2 separate regions of the Homo sapiens genome follow, and region 2 is linked to region 1. A link is an interaction called in ENCODE POLR2A ChIA-PET data of the cell type or tissue named here. Cell type or tissue: PC-9. All regions are shown on one strand. Each heading gives the region's core, and the rest is flanking DNA. Links, peaks and the distances in the headings are about the cores only.

What was found. Peaks named below come from ENCODE experiments on the same cell type or tissue, not always from the same donor. Only the 100,000 strongest peaks of a DNase experiment are listed, where the experiment ranks them.
Region 2: POLR2A ChIA-PET joins it to region 1 with 7 read pairs; 2 of 35 experiments call an interaction of 5 or more read pairs at or near these places.

The regions. Positions count from the first base shown.
Region 1 is chr6:45,383,310-45,391,597 of GRCh38, reverse strand. All of the region lies in intron 2 of RUNX2 (RUNX family transcription factor 2), which reads right to left. Among named protein-coding and RNA genes, the nearest start is that of SUPT3H, 9.5 kb to the right of the region's middle. In PC-9, for the core only: no CTCF peak of the experiment used is centred there; a DNase peak (open chromatin) is centred at 3,027.
Region 2 is chr6:44,905,620-44,913,907 of GRCh38, reverse strand. The region is part of intron 10 of SUPT3H (SPT3 homolog, SAGA and STAGA complex component); the gene reads left to right. Among named protein-coding and RNA genes, the nearest start is that of MIR586, 290 kb to the left of the region's middle. In PC-9, for the core only: no CTCF peak of the experiment used is centred there; no DNase peak of the experiment used is centred there.

The DNA of each region.
Region 1 (8,288 bases), core at 1,147-6,146:
CCTTTATAAATTACCCAGTCTCAGGCAGTTCTTTACAGCAGTGTGGAAACAGACTAATACATTGTGTTAGGCCATTTTAGCATTGCTGTAAAGAAATACCTGAGGCTGGGTAATTTATAAAGAAAAAAGGTTTAATTGGTTCATGGTTCTTCAGGCTGTACAAGTAATCATAGTACCAATATCTGCCCAGAAAGCTTATAATCATGATGAAGGGTGAAGCAGGTGCAGGCTCATCACAGGGCGAGAGTGGGAACAAGAGAGCAAGGGGAAGGTCTCAGACTCTTTTAAACAACAGAATCTCATATAAACTAACAGCAAGAGCTCACTTTTACCAAGGGGATGGTGCCAAGCCATTCATGAGGGATCTGCCCCCATGATCTAGTCACCTTCAACCAGGCCCCAGCTCCAACTTTGGGAATCACATTTCAAAATGAAATTTCGTGTGGATAAACATCCAAACCATATCACATAGAATCTTGTACCTATACAAGACATGCAATGATTTGTTTAGAAGTCCATTTTTTCCGGTTAGACTATAAGCTTCTCTAGGACAGGGATCACATCTTTCTTCCTCTTTTAATTGTGAGAGACGCTTCATTCATATTTTGTAAATAAATAAAATTTGAGAGAGATTTGATCAGAGGGAAGAGAGTCTAAAGCCAATCTATAATAATAAAGTTATGTATTTAAAAGAAGTACTATGTTTCAGAGTAATTTTGAAGGAGTTTTCCCTGAAGGAAATGTACTCCCTTGCCCCACAAACCCAATCTTTTTAGGGAGCCTGTATTCTCAGTTATCCAGCTTCTCTCCTGTGATGTTCATATCTCTATTTCCATTTCCATTGGCCTTTCTCTTTTTTTTCTGACCTAGTTTCTTTCTCATGGGGGAAAATGACAACCAAAATTCTTTTCAATTACCCAATTACACTTTCACCTTCCATTTTGTTCCCTTCCTTCTTTTAACTGCTAACCTTCTCAAATGAGTGATCTGTTCAATATGTTCACATTTATACCCTCACCACACCATCAAGACTAGTTATGTCAACATTAAAGCACTTCTGAAAACTCAAAAGTCACTTCTCAGTTTCTCATCTTCTTTAAGTTCCCAATGTTTTAAAACATTTTCATAAAGCAAACGATCCTTTTATGAGGTGAAAAAGCACATGATAATTTATCTGTTTCCTGTAGTTGTTCAGAAGAAAAACAGGTTTCCAGGTTGGGGTACTGCCAAGGAAGACGGCCTGAACCTCTTAGAGTGGAGTTCGGGTTTGGGGTTTGACCCCCTTGACCCTCACCAGACAACATATTGCTGTTCCAGAGCTGACTCAACTTATAAGAGACCCAGCATAAAAAACAAAATGCTGAGTTATTGACATTATCATTGACATTATTATCACATTACTGAGAAGCCAAATACTATTCATGGAAGCCAAAGAATCTGAAGGTTGCTTGGTCACAACAGAATCAGGATAATGAGAGTTATCTACATAATTTGAATTTTTAAATAATACTAAGACCATCATAGCCTGACCTATTTCTTTTCCTCATTTACCTCCACAGAATTGGAATGTGAAATAACTTTTTTTTTTTTTTGAGACAGAGTCTTCCTCTGTGGCCCAGGCTGGAGGGCACTGGTTCAATCTCGGCTCACTGCAACCTCCATCTCCCAGGTTCAAGTGATTCTCGTGCCTCAACCTCCCAAGCAGCTGGGATTACAGGTGTGCACCACCATACCTAATTTTTGTATTTTTAGTAGAGACGTGGTTTCACCATGCTGGCCAGGCTGGTCTCTAATTCCTGGCCTCAAGTGATCTGCCCACCTCAGCCTCCCAAAGTACCAGATTACAGGCATGAGCCACCATGCCCGGCCTGCCAATATGTTCTAATTCTGCTCTTTCTGTGCTTCCTGACTAACCTCTCTTCTTATTTATATCATATTTTAATCAGGTTATAATTAAGGCTTGCTGTCTTGGATCTGTATCTCTACAATGATCCATTATTTACTTATTGTACAAATAAACTTTCAGAGCTTAGTCTTAATTGTAAGTAATTGGAGAATGTCTCACTGTCATCTATATGTCCATCTATGATTTACAAATATGGATTTCTACATATTATGCCATATTTCTTTAAGCAAGACATACTTGGTTAAATCACCTTGATCACCTACACACATATTTAGCTGAAAAATGAGTCTTTATGATCTTTCTAGACCAGTGATCTGTTGGCTGTTTCATTGTTCAGGATTTCCAAAAGGATATCTCCCAGATCGTGAAAGTAGTTCCAAGTTAGGTTCCAAATATTTGAGCAATGGCAAGATTATTGGGACAATAATAGTAGAAAATGACTTTATTATTGGTATGCAATATAAAAATCACAGTCATAAACATGTGTTCTATTGAAGAGAAACTATTGAACTAAGTATGACTGGCTAACTTCAAGTTTCATTAATATTTATTTACTATTTGTTCACTTACTTGGTCATCAATTAGCACTTGCTGCAAGACAAGTAGTAGTAGAAGCCGAAGGTTTAAGAAACATTTGTTGGAGGATAATTTAAAATTGAGAAATTCAGTTCATAAATTCCTTCCCCATGAATTGGGAAATGACTGCCATTATTTGGTTAGAATGAGATGATACCAGTGCTGGAGCATAATTTGAGAATTGCTATATAGGGGGAGTCGCTGAATATTTCTGATGCTATGAACAACAATTTTATTATTTCTCTATTATAAATGTAAAATGAGAGTAGAGAAGCAAGATTTTTTTTATAGTATTTGCTTTGTAAAACTTGGAAGAAAGAAATCTCTTGGTTTAGATTTTTAAATCCTGTATGACACCCATTTCTAGAGAGAAACCAGTAGATTTTTAAAAGTCCTTAACAATATTGTTCCAAATAAATGTATTTGTAATATGAAAAATATGACCAAAAATGACTAGAATGTGGTTGAGTAACATAGTTTGTGCTTCATCATTGCTTGCTAGTTGGAGGAGTCACAAATTCTGTAGATGCTCTAGTGCAAGTTGTTCTCAAACATTAACTTACTTCAAAATCACCTGGACAACTTGTTAAGTTAGATTGCTGAACTCCGCCCCCCAGAGTATCTGATTCTGCAGGTTTGGGGCGGGGCCCAAATATTCATTTCTAACGAGAAGCAGATGCTGCAAGTACACTTTTAAAGCCACTGCTGTATGCTCTGGGCTAGCTGCAATTTAACAAGCCTCTGGTTATCTCTGTCCTATTCCTCATAGTGTGGCAACAAAACTTTATCACCTCATACAGGATTTACCCTGTCATCCTCACTTTTTCAGCAAAATAGTTGCTTTCATACATTACTGAAAAAACTGGGATCATTAGGTATGGTCTGCTTCAAGTTCTCATTTCTTTTTTCCAATCTGCCTCTTTTCTAATTTAAGACTCATCTCACTTTCTGGGCTCTTTTCTAGGGTCTAATTCTATCTTTGCATCCAGTGATTTCGTCATTAGCCTTCGTCTATCCCAAGTGTTCAAACCTTCCCTCCTTACCAGCTTCTTCTCGAAAGCCTGTAAATAACCTCAAGTCTTTTGATCTTGAACATCTATATCATGGCCCTGAATATTTCTCCAGCTACTCTTTCTCTTTCACAGGCCAATTTCTTGGGAAGAATAAGGAACTTATAGGACTTTCCAAGTCACTATAACCAAGCTTCTATTCCTACCACTCTATTGAAGCTGTTTTGCCAACGATTACCTTCAACTGGCTAAGTCCAATTAATCCTGATTCTCGTTTTAGCATCATTAATATGCCTCTCTGAAACTCTGCTCTCCTGGTTTCTGTGACACCACTAAGCACCCTCTCAACGTTCCTTGTTGACTCTTCCTCTCCTCCTCCCATTGACTGTGTTTAAGGTAACTGTATAAAATCCCAGTGGCTATAACCAGTAGCACAACTGGAATATTCAGGCAGAATGGTGCGGATAGAAGCTAGAATACAGTCTGGAGATCAGGAGAGTATGTGGACATTTAGATCTGGGAACTAGAAGCATTGAATGTGGATATTTAGGATTTGATGTTTGACTCACTTCTCATTGTTTTATGCACTGTCTCGGGCATTTCATTGTCTCCTTTGGCTTCCGCTGTGCCCACACAGATTCTTGCGAGAATGTTTCTAGGCCGAATCTAGGAACAGGGCTGTGTGTCGCATGTGAGTTATGTGTGTGGAATGATGAGTGCTGTGTGCTTCTGGTTCCTAAACCTAAATGTGCAGCCACTCTCTTGAACTACATAATTTATTCTAGCTTCTATCTTGACTATTTTGCCTGAATATTCCAGTTTGCTACTTGTCATAGCCACTGAGATTTTGTACAGTCACCTCAAACATATGTCCAAAACTGCCATTTTAGTATGCCTTGTCTTGATAAATGGTACTACCATCCACTCAGTAAGTCAAGAAACCTTGGAATGATACTTGAGTTCCTTCTTTGCCTTACTTCTATCCTCATGTCTTACGAGTACCCAAGTTATATAAAATTCTACTTCTTTAGCATTTCTCCTGCCATCTTCTATTGTTTCCTACTCCATTGACTTAACTCTAGCCCGTATCACCTCTTCCTGAACTGTTAGCTCCTTCCAGTTTTTCACCCTTCCAACCTGTCTTACACATTACTGTCAACTAAAAAGCAAACTATGTCATTGCATTAAAAAAAATTATTCCAAGGCTCACCATCTTTTATTAGATAAAGCCCAAACTTAATGCCCAAGACTTTATTTGATCTGGCTCCTGTCAAATTTCTAGCTTTCTTTCTCATACCCTATGATCTCATCATGCTGGACAACTGGCAGTTTCCTCCAACACACTGACTTTGCTAATACGGCTCCCTCTGCCTAAATTATCCTTCCTCATTTTGTTAAACCATCATTTACTCTTCAAGGCTGAGTGATGCGTCATCTTCTCAACAGTAACGACAATAATGACAAAAAAACCCAACATTTATTAAGAGCTTATCATGTGCAAGGCACTTTGCATACATTTCCATGTAATCCTCATCACAAGACCTTGAAGACAACTGAGGTTCAGAGAAGTTATCTTCCTTGACATCTTTCTCTGCTCCAGTCAACACTTAGTGGCCTCAAATGACTACTCCCTAATTGTGTCTCTGCTACAATCTATACATATGGAGGTAAGATAATTTATATCAGAGCATAGTTTTGAAGGAAATGATCTCCAATTTCTTTGAGAAAATGCACTAATAGGACGGGCGCAGTGGCTCATGCTTGTAATCCCAGCACTTTGGGAGGCCGAGGTGGGCAGATCACCTGAGGTCGGCAGTTTGAGACCAGCCTGACCAATATGGAGAAACCCCATCTCTACTAAAAATACAAAATTAGCCAGGCGTGGTGGCATATGCCTATAATCCCAGCTACTAGGGAGGCTGAGGCAAGAGAATCGCTTGAACCTGGGAGGCGGAGGTTGCAGTGAGCCGAGATTGTTCCATTGCACTCCAGCCTGGGCAAAAAGAGTGAAACTCCGTCTCAAAAAAAAAAAAAAAAGCACTAATAAGCTGCTGGGTGGGCAGTAAGCCCTCAAAGACTGGAGCCTGCTGGAATCTAAGAAAAGAAAAAACTACTTAATATTAAAAACAAATAAGAATTTGTGGGTGAGGAAGAGCAGAGGACTGAGTAGAAAGAAGAAAAAGGGGCACTGTGGAGAAGCACGATATTGTGGCAGGAGTGCTTTTTCACCAAGGCTGGAGTGCAGTGGTGCGATCTTCGCTCAACACAACCTCCACCTCCCAGCTTCAAGAGATTCTCCTGCTTCAGTCTACTGAGTAGCTGGGATTACAGGCATGCACAACCATGCCCAGCTGATTTCTGTATTTTTAGTACAGACGGGGTTTCACCATATTGACTAGGCTGGTCTTGAACACCTGACCTCAAGCGATCCACCCACCTTGGCCTCCCAAAGTGCTGGGATTATAGGTTTGAGCCACCACACCTGGCCTGCTTTTAAGAATAGAAATTTACAGTACTTTTAAGTTGTGTTTCTGTGATGTTGTGATGTTAACTCCCTTTCATCATTTCACAACCTTAGTAAATCTGCTGTGCCCACACAGAGCTTTGTGAAAATGCTTTTGGGTGAAACCTAGGAACAGGGATAAGTTCCACATCTGAGTGGATGTTTGTGGAATAAGGACAGATGGCAGCTCATCCATGAACCTCACTAGTTTACCGTAAGGGGAAGTTCAGAGCCAAAGCGGTTCAGTGAGAACATCAGCTCCCCAGAAATAAGAAAAAAACTTGGGTTGGGCATTGGACTTGCAAATGAGGTGGAATGGAGGTTCAAACCAATCCTAACCGAGAGGTTAAAACCCAGGGAGATCTCAGCTGACACCCAGGTTACATATTATCATAGTACCTTTGCTCTTCCTTGTTTATATACCTTTGTCTCTCCTAAATTCACCAGTAAGAAGTCTTTTTGAGAGCAGAGACTCTGTTATTCATCTTATATTCCCAATGTCTAACAATGACAAATAGTGTACTTACTACGTCCTCAGTAAATGTCTGTTAAAAGAATAATTGTCAAATTTACATAAGTTTACTGAATTAAGAAAAAATAGGCTGGGCATAGTGGCTCATGCCTGTAGTCCCAGCAGTTTGGATGCTGAGGCAGGAAGATGACGTGAGGCCAGGGGTTTGAGATCAGCTTGGGCAACATAGTGAGACCCCATCTCCATAAAATTTTTTTAAAAAATTAACAGGGTATGGTGGTGTGCATCTGTAGCATCAGGTGGGAGGACTGCTTGAGCCCCGAAGTTTGAAGTTACAGTGAGCTATGATTGTGCCACTGCACTCCAGTCTGGGAGATAGAGTGAGACCCGGTCTTTAAAAAAAAAAAAAAAAAAAAAAAAAAAAGACACCCTAATGTCTAATACTTGAGATAAGATTTTGTGTTTAATAGTACTATGTCTAACACATTAAAAATATAAACATTATAAAATTACTCAATAACTAATTATAATAAAAACTAGAAAACTGGCCAGGCACAGTGGCTCACACCTGTAATCCCAGCACTTTGGGAGGCCAAGGTGGGAGGATCACTTGAGGCCAGGAGTTCAAGACCAGCCTTGCCAACATAACAAAATGCTGTCTCTACAAAAAATACAAAAATTAGCTGGGCGTGGTGGTGCATGCCCGTAGTCCCAGCTACTCAGGAGGCTGAGACATAAGAATAGCTTGAACACCGGAGGTAGAGGTTGCAGTGAGCTGAGATCATGCCACTGCACTCAGCCCAGGCAATGGAGTGAAACTCTGTCTAAAAAACAAAGAAACAAACAAACAAACAAAAAAAACCCCAACCACTCCCCCCACCCCTGGAAAACAATAATAACTACAAATTATTAAATATTTTCAATGTGTCAGGAACTTCCCATTTAAATCTGATATCAACCTTCCTACATTAAGTATTCCTATCCTTATTTTACAGTGGAGGACACTTATTTTCAGTTGAATAACTTGCCCAGCATTATGGCTAAAGTGACACCAAAGCCTTTATTTTTTACACTATACCTGACTGAGTTAAAGAAATGGTTTTAAACATATTCTGGAAAGAGGAAAATACAGCTTATGCTGCATCTGTAAAAAGCTAAAAATAAAAACAAAGTAACCTGGTGAAACCTGTTGGTACAGTTCCCTGATTACTATTAACAAATGATCTGAGCATTACTTAGTCAAAATAGGTTTGTTGCATCCACCTTCAGAATGTGAAGTAGGAATAACAGGTTGCCTTAGCCACACTGTAGTTTATTTTATATGACACCAAATAACTTTTGGTCCTGTTTCCACATGTAATAGAAAAAGAAGGCAGTTATTTGAATAATTTACTGAAATAGATTCAGTTTCAATGAAAATACTTTGGAGAACTGGATGTTTCTGTATACTCGTCTTAACTTTATTCTCTACTTTCATGGATTAATAGACCAAAAAATATTTTTCTTTTTCTTTTTTTTTAAACAAGGGGATGTTTAGCTTTTCTCAAACTTTCTTAAAGGTATTCCTTGACATATATTAGATAGGTCTAAATGGAACTTTATTACATGAGCAAGATTAGAAATTAATTTAATTATTATAGAATGTTACAAATTCAAAGTTCTCATTTCCTTAAGAACTTATTTATTTATTTACTGAGACAGGGTCTTGCTTTGTTGTCCAGGCTGGAGTGCGGTGGCGCTATCTTGGCTCACTGCAACCTCTGCCTCCTGGGTCCAAGCGATTCTCCTGCCTCAGCCTCTCAAGTAGCTGGGATTACAGTC
Region 2 (8,288 bases), core at 1,856-6,855, 480 kb after region 1:
AAATCACAAGTTACACATGAAACTATATGATAGGGGTGGCACTGAATCATCACTATCCATTTAGGAAGCTTTTGTCTGAAAAATTTTAGATACCAAAAATAACCACTTGGAAAACAAAATTTGAAGAACCCCAAGTAGCAGAATAATATGGACAGTAAGACGCATCTATTTGTTAGATGAATGTGTGTTCTCATAGACACAACCTAATTTTTCTGATAAAAGTGCTTTTGTTAGTGGGATGCTTTTGTAGAGTTGCAGACACATTTTTATTATACATTTTTATGTGTAGTCATCAATTAAGAAAAGAGTCTAGACGTCTTGTTTTCAAATTTGGAAGTTATGTTCTCTTCTTGGATAACAAATTCACATGCAGCCATGAAATTCATCAGGTTCCCATGCAGACTGTAGTTGTCTACATTCTTAATGAGGAGCCCTTCTCTCATCCTGTTAAGAAATTCCCAACATAAAATATTTTGTGCTATATGGCTAAATAAAAAAGCTAGACAGCTGCAAGTTGAAGATGGGGCTTCACATGTTTCCTGACTGGAGGAGAATTCATCTTTTTTTGTTTTAATTATGCCAAATAAAAGCCAATGATAAACACAGGCATGCTGTGACTCTGCTTTCCTTGGGAAAAAGAGAAGAATTCTCAGCATTGTAGCAAAGAAAAAATAATGCAAAGAAATGTGTCCTAATGTAGACTGTCAACTGGAAGGATGATGATTCTACTCCATTATGCAGATAGAGATGAGCCTTGGGAAGAAAGGGAGAAGAAATCCCCTCTCCCATCTACAATCAGGAAATGCAATTCTCTGAAGCCTCTTTTTCCTGAGGGGTAAGCTTTGGTTTGCCTCTTCTTACTGGCCAGGGAAATCAGTTTTTCTGATGAACAAAGAAGAATGAGAGTCAAGTATTTCACACATTTTCTTGGGAAGAAGGCATTTTCCAATCAATGAATCGACAATAATTTTGAATTCCTAGTGTATTATCAGTGCAATATTAGACACTGGAGAAGAGAGAAGGGGAAGAAACTGAACATCTATGGTGCCTCCTCACCTAGCACAGTAACTGCCACATTCAGAGCCAGTGTTCATTTCCTTCTGTATCAACTATCAACAGCTGAGAACAAAAAGAGACTTTACATTTAATTGTAAGGAGGGCAACAGTAACTCATTCTGTAGATAAGTGTTAAACTTCACATCATTGGTTCTAGGTGCTTTAGGAATCCAGAGGTAAAGGGAACAACAACTGGAATAATCAAGAATCTCTGCCAGTGATTCTTGTGGGGCAGCACTACTGCTCTCAGACCAGGCAGAAGGACTCCTGCCCCAGGTCCCACAGTGTAGAGAGTATCTCCTATCACAAACATTGTTCAGGTTCCACTTCTCCACATCTCTTACAATGTGCCCTGAATAAGAGGCAACTGATGATGAATGGGGATGCAAAACATAGTATATACATACAATGAAATATTATTCAGCCATAAAAAGGAGTGAGGTTCTGATACGTGCTATAACATGGATAAACCTTGAAAATATTATGCTAAGTGAAATAAGCCAGACACAAAAGGACAAATACTGTATGATCCCACTTACTGGAAATATCTAGAATGAGCAAATTCACACAGGCAGAAAGTAGATTAGAAGCTACAGCAGTGGGGGAAGAGGAGGAATTATTGCTTAATGGGCACAGAACTTCTGTTCGGGATGATGAAAAAGTAGATGATGATGCTTGTACAATATTATTAATGTAATTAATGCCACTGACTTGTACACTTAAAAATTGTTAAAATGACAAATTTTGTTATATATATTTTATCACCCCCTGCCTCCAAAGGAAACTGCTGCTGAATTCCATGAAGTTCTGTGGATTGTGCTGCCATGACTTCGTAGACAGACACTGCTTAAGTAAGAGCAAGGGGAAGATTTGAGCTGCAGAGCTTTTATTTAAGAGGGAAAGGAAATTAACTCATCAAAGCCTTTCTCTGGGTATGAATGCAATAGTTTCTGGCATAAGGAAGCATTGTTTCCTAGTGGTGCCAAGCATCAGTTTTCTTGCCTCTCTCCATGTTCTAATTCAAGGTTCCAAATATGCTCACAAATTAACACAGTATCCACAGCAGTTGCAAATGTTAGCTGAAAAACAGTAACAATTCGTATTACCCTTACACTGGTACATATTTAGGCCTAGATGTAAAGTGCATGAACTGTAATAGTCATTCCTTATATTGGCAACTATATGGATAGTAGACATTAGAATTGTGAATACCTTCTTTAAAATAGAAATATTTAATGAGTCCATTAAATTTTCAAAAAATTATAATAAAAATTGCAGCTTTATTTTAAAAATTTAAAATCATCTGAAGGGCAAGACCATCATGATGGTACTAATACAGCTGACAAAAGAAAAGGTATACATGCCAGAATTTTGGCATAAATTCCAGAAGTATTTTTTATGCCGTAAGTAATGCATCGTCTTTTGAATGTATTGCTAGGAGTTGTGTCAATAACAGTGACATTCTTTGGAACAATTTGGAAGATAGTTATGATATTTTCTGAATCTGCCCAAAGGAAAAAACATCCTAATTAAATATATACCAAATTTGACCTTGCAACCACTGTCAAACATGTGGTGGGAATGCTGACTAAAAAATTTAAGTGATTAATTCTAAGACAAAAGAAGATGCACTAAAAGAGAACAACAGAAGATTCTCAAAGCCTTTTTGGAGGAAAATGAAATCAATTTTGAATTGTGCTATCAATAGTTACTTGATATGGATAATAATGTTAGCAAAAGCTTACCAATAGTGTTAGCAATAGCTTTAAAAAAAAACTCATCAAAAACAATTATATCTAAGTTAGACTATTTCATTTATAAAAGAAGCTACTTTTTTTTTTTTTTTTTTTTTTTTTTGAGATGGAGTCTCACTCTGTTGCCCAGGCTGGAGTGCGGTGGCATGATCTCGGCTCATTGCAACCTCTGCCTCCCAGGTTCAAATGGTTCTCCTGCCTAAGCCTCCCGAGTGGCTGGGAGTATAGGCACCTGCCATCATACCTGGCTAATTTTTGTATTTTTTAGTGAAGATGGGGTTTCACCATGTTGGCCAGACTGGTCTTGAACTCCTGACCTCGAGTGATCCACCCTCCTCGGCCTCATAAAGTGCTGGGGTTACAGGCGTGAGCCACCATGCCTGGCCCCCTTTTTTTTTTTTAATTTGAAAGAAAATACATTTTCTAAATCAAAGAGAAATTAGAAAAAGGAAATGAAAATATTTGCCTAATTATGAAGAAGATTCACAATCTTAATTTCTTTAGATAATATTTTCTGGTCATGGTAGATAAAGGCATATTATTCAGAGAAAAGTATTTCAGTGACTGTCTTATCATTTTGGGGTTTATTTTGTTGTTATTTCTGGAAAAGTTACTTAAATCCCATGAAGTAAGTAAGGGGATGTGCATTGTTTGAAAAAGTTTTAATTTTGTCATTTAATTGGAAAATGAGAACAATGGTTATTAATTCTGAAATAAAAATGAAAGGAATATAGTAAACAATTTTCTCCACCAGCAAGATACGCAGTAGAGAAACCTTGGGAGAAGATAAGAGACTGGGAATGAAGGCATGACATGTAAGGATCTGGAGCTAATGGGAAATGTTGGGAAACATGGAAGGTCAGGTTTCAGTGACACCTTGCCAGCCTGAAGGTCCAAGGTGTAGGGGAAAAGAGAGAAGGAGAAGATAGGGGAAGGGAGGTTCTACAGACAGGTAGAGAGTTGAGCATGATTACAGGACTCAGAAGACAGTGGGGAAATAGGCCCAACTGGAGCAAGGGAAGTGGGTTCATGAGCAGAGGGAACTGCAGCCCAGAAATCCCAGTAGCAATTTTCTTCTTCCTCTGAAACACTTTAAGACTTTTGGTATGTATTGTCCAAATACTTTCCAAAAGCGCTATGCTACTTTACCCTCCCACCAGCAATTCGTGAGAGTTCTCATTTCACTGTATTCATGCCAGTATTATTGTGTTTTAAACTTCATTTAAAGTTTGAAAATTTGATAGCCTGCCAACATTTCTAAAATGGTAGCATTCCCTATTTTGAAAATGTTTCCTGAAGACTTGTAATGCCCTCAGCCTTTGGTATAATGGGAAGAGCCCTGGGCCTGAGCTAGGTGTCAGAGCCCTTACCTACAGGCCTTGAGGACAAGTCCATGCGCCTCTCTCCATCTGTAATGTGAGAGTCAAAAAACAGGCCCCTGCATGGTGCCATAGTGGTTGAAAAGGTTAAAGGAGATAATAAAAGTGAACAGTCTTCGTACATAGGAAAATTCTAGATAACTATAAAATTCAAGATAATTGTTATATATTAGTATGCTACATGGTTAAGACTTAATCTGAGCATTTTATAGGATAAGTGTGAGCTTAAAGATGTAGCACTTCTGATCCCAATTTTTAAAAATCAAAATCAGAGGTTGGGGAAAGGACTAAATAGGTGATCCAGAATTTCATATAGAAAATGAAATATATAAGAAGAGCCAGGAAATTTCTTGAAAAGTATAATTAGGGAGGGAGTTATTAATTAACTAGGCCCAATATCAAAACATTACAAAGCTACAGTAATTCAATTTGATGTTAATACATAAATAGATAAATTGAGCAGCCTAGAAAGATCAGAAATACACCCAAATATGGATAGCAAGTTTAGCATATGATATAGAAAAAATTCCCAAAATATGTTAGTAACCACACACACACACACACACACACACACACGCACACACACACACACACCTCTTAGGTATAGAGCAGCAGAAAGATACATAGTGTTATTTATATTAAGGGGGTAATTAAAGATATATTTTTATAGCTATATGTGTATACATATATATGCTAGTATATACATAGAATTATCTGGAAGGACACATGAAAATCATAAAAGTAGTTGTTGCTGAGGAGATAGATGAAAGCTTATTATTTAATATTTCCCTATGCTATAATTTAGAGTTTCTAAACCAATTTTCCACTATTACCTATTTATTAAAATTTTAGAGACAATATTAGCTCAGAGTAAGGCTGAACCAGTGAGTACTTCTATAAACCAAATATTTCAATATTTTTTTTTTAGTTTGTACTCAGATATTTTAGTGGCCTACATGTCTGATATGTCAGGAATTATATATACCTACCTTTCCACAGTTCTTTGCATAGTGCTAGGCACAAAGTTGGCTTGCAGTGAAGACTTTCTGGGGTGTAAAGGTGACTTTCCTTTACACATGGAATGGGTCTAATTTACGAAGCTAGATTGCGTAGTTGGCAGTTCTCTTAAATACTTTCCCCATAGTACCAGTGTGAAATAGCAAATTTTTGGCAGCCAGGCAAGTTCCATGAATTCATGCGTAGTATGTCTTTTCTGTTTAGAATTGAGATTCAGTGCCCAGTGTCTAGCTTTTAAAAATGGTATTTCTGGCCAGACACGGTGGCTTATGCCTGTAATCCCAACACTTTGGGAGTCCTAGGTGGGCGGATCACGAGGTCAGGAGATCGAGACCATCCTGGCTAACACGGTAAAACCCCGTCTCTACTAAAATTACAAAAAATTAGCTGGGCATGGTGGTGGGCGCCTGTAGTCCCAGCTACTTGGGAGGCTGAGGCAGGAGAATGATGTGAACCCAGGAGGCAGAGCTTGCAGTGAGCTCAGATAGCTCCACTGCACTCCAGCCTGAGTGACAGAGCGAGACTCCATCTCAAAAAAAAAAAAAAAGAAAAGAAAAAAAAGTTATTTCTAAAAATCTTGCTACATTTTTGCACTGGTTAAAATTAAATTCTTTGGACACATGGGGAGTTGTTAAAATTTTTTCCTTGAGAAGGTCAATGAAATGGATTTCAGCAGTTTTGGTTATTTCTTGCTACTCTTTCAAGTTCTCCTGGCTCTTTGGTCCTCCACAGTTCCTTACTTTACCATAGTCAGAGCCACATCATCAAAACTTATCTTCAGAAAGTAACTAAGCAAGTTTTGTTTTTCTTTTTCTTTAACTTAACATTGAGGAAAATATAGATAAACATTCATTACTAATATTTTTAGCAAATCAGAAATTTTGAAAGCCTGTGAGGTCAGCATCTCACAAAATGGAGACAGCCATGTTGTGTACAAGATGAAAAATATCACCTTCCAAAACAATAATGCCTGTAACAACCGCATACAAATTAGAGTATAATAATTTTACTGTTTTCCTTTTTTGAGACAGAGTCTCACTGTGTTGCCCAGGCTGGAGTGCAGTGGCATGATCTGGGCTCACTGCAACCTCTGCCTCCCAGGTTCAAGCAACTCTCCTGCCTCAGCCTCCCAAGTAGCTGGGATTACAGTTGTGTACCACCATGCCTGGTTAACTTTTTGTATTTTTAGTAGAGATAGGGTCTCACCATGTTGGCCAGCCTAGTCTTGAACTCCCCACCTCAGGTGATCCGCCCGTCTCAGCCTCCCAAAGTGTCGGGATTACAGGCATGAGTTACCATGCCCGGCCACTGCTTTTATTTTATAGGTAAGAAAACTGAGACATTACATAAAAAATGAAATCCATTGTACAATGCTAATACAGTCAAATATCGTGAAATAGATTTGGTGGCTTAACCATCATTTCCCACCTTTAAACAATAAACATTATTCCCCCGTAAAGGAGGTGAAAAATTACTCAGATTAAATATAGTGAAAATAAACATCATTAATTAAATACCACTGTCTAATCTCTGCATTCATTTACACTCTGGAGTAAAAAACATAATGGTTTTTGTTATGGCTTCATATTTCTTTAAAATAACAAATAGTTTTCTAATTTGAGAAACATAACTAGTGTCATTTGGTTTTTAAAAGAATTGTATCTTAATCATCAAGGTAATGACACAGCAAGAAAACAATGACGTTAATCACTTGAAGGTTGTGTCCGTCTACATTCCACATCTAATCAGACACCCTTAAATTCCAGCAGAAAGTCTATGAAATTCATGGGTCAACCTCCAAAGTACATCAGGAAAAGTACTAATGCATTTGAGAGTAAAAACAACAATGGCCAAGAGCAGGAGAACATCTTATTTAAACTTTTGAGATAATAAAACAATACAGACTGGGAACCCTTGTGAATTTTTTTTGTTTGTTTTTTGAGACGGAGTCTCACTCTGTTGCCCAGGTTGGAGTGCAGTGGCGCAGTCTCGGCTCACTGCAACCTCTGCCTCCCAGGTTTAAGCGATTCTCCTGCCTCAGCCTCCCAAGTAACTGGGATTATAGGGGCCCACCACCATGCCTGGCTAATTTTTTGTATTTTTATTAGAGACGGGTTTCACAATGTTGGCCAGGCTGGTCTCAAACTCCTGACCTCGTGATCCGCCCAACTCGGCCTCCCAAAGCGCTGCGATTACAGGCATGAGCCACCGCGCCCAGCCACTGCTTTTGTTTTATAGGTAAGAAAACTGAGATATTACATGAAAAATGAAATCCATTGTACAATGCATAATACAGTCAAATATCGTGAAATAGATTTGGTGGCTTAGCCATCATTTCCCACCTTTAAACAATAAACATTGTTCCTCTGTAAAGGAGGTGAAAAATTACTCATATTAAATATACTGAAGATAAACATCATTAATTAAATACTACTATCTAATCTCTTTGCATTCATTAACACTCGAGTAAAAAGCATAATGGCTTTTGTTATGGCTTTATATTTCTTCAAAATAACTAAAATAGTTTTATTATACTTTAGGTTTTAGGGTACATGTGCACAATGTGCAGGTTAGTTACATATGTATACATGTGCCATTTGATGTGCTGCAACCATTAACTCATCATTTAACATTAGGTATATCTCCTAATGCTATCCCTCCCCATCCCCCCACCGCACAACAGGCCCCGGTGTGTGATGTTCCCCTTCCTGTGTCTATGTGTTCTCATTGTTCAGTTCCCACCTGTGAGTGAGAACATGTGGTGTTTGGTTTTTTTGTCCTTGCGATAGTTTGCTGAGAATGATGGTTTCCAGCTTCATCCATGTCCCTACAAAGGACATGCACTCATCATTTTTTATGGCTGCATAGTATTCCGTGGTGTATATGTGCCACATTTTCTTAATCCAGTCTATCATTGTTGGTTGGACATTTGGGTAGGTTCCAAGTCTTTGCTATTGTGAATAGTGCCGCAATAAACATACATGTGCATGTGTCTTTATAGCAACATGATTTATAATCCTTTGGGTATATACCCAGTAATGGGATGGCTGGGTCAAATGGTATTTCTAGTTCAAGATCCCTG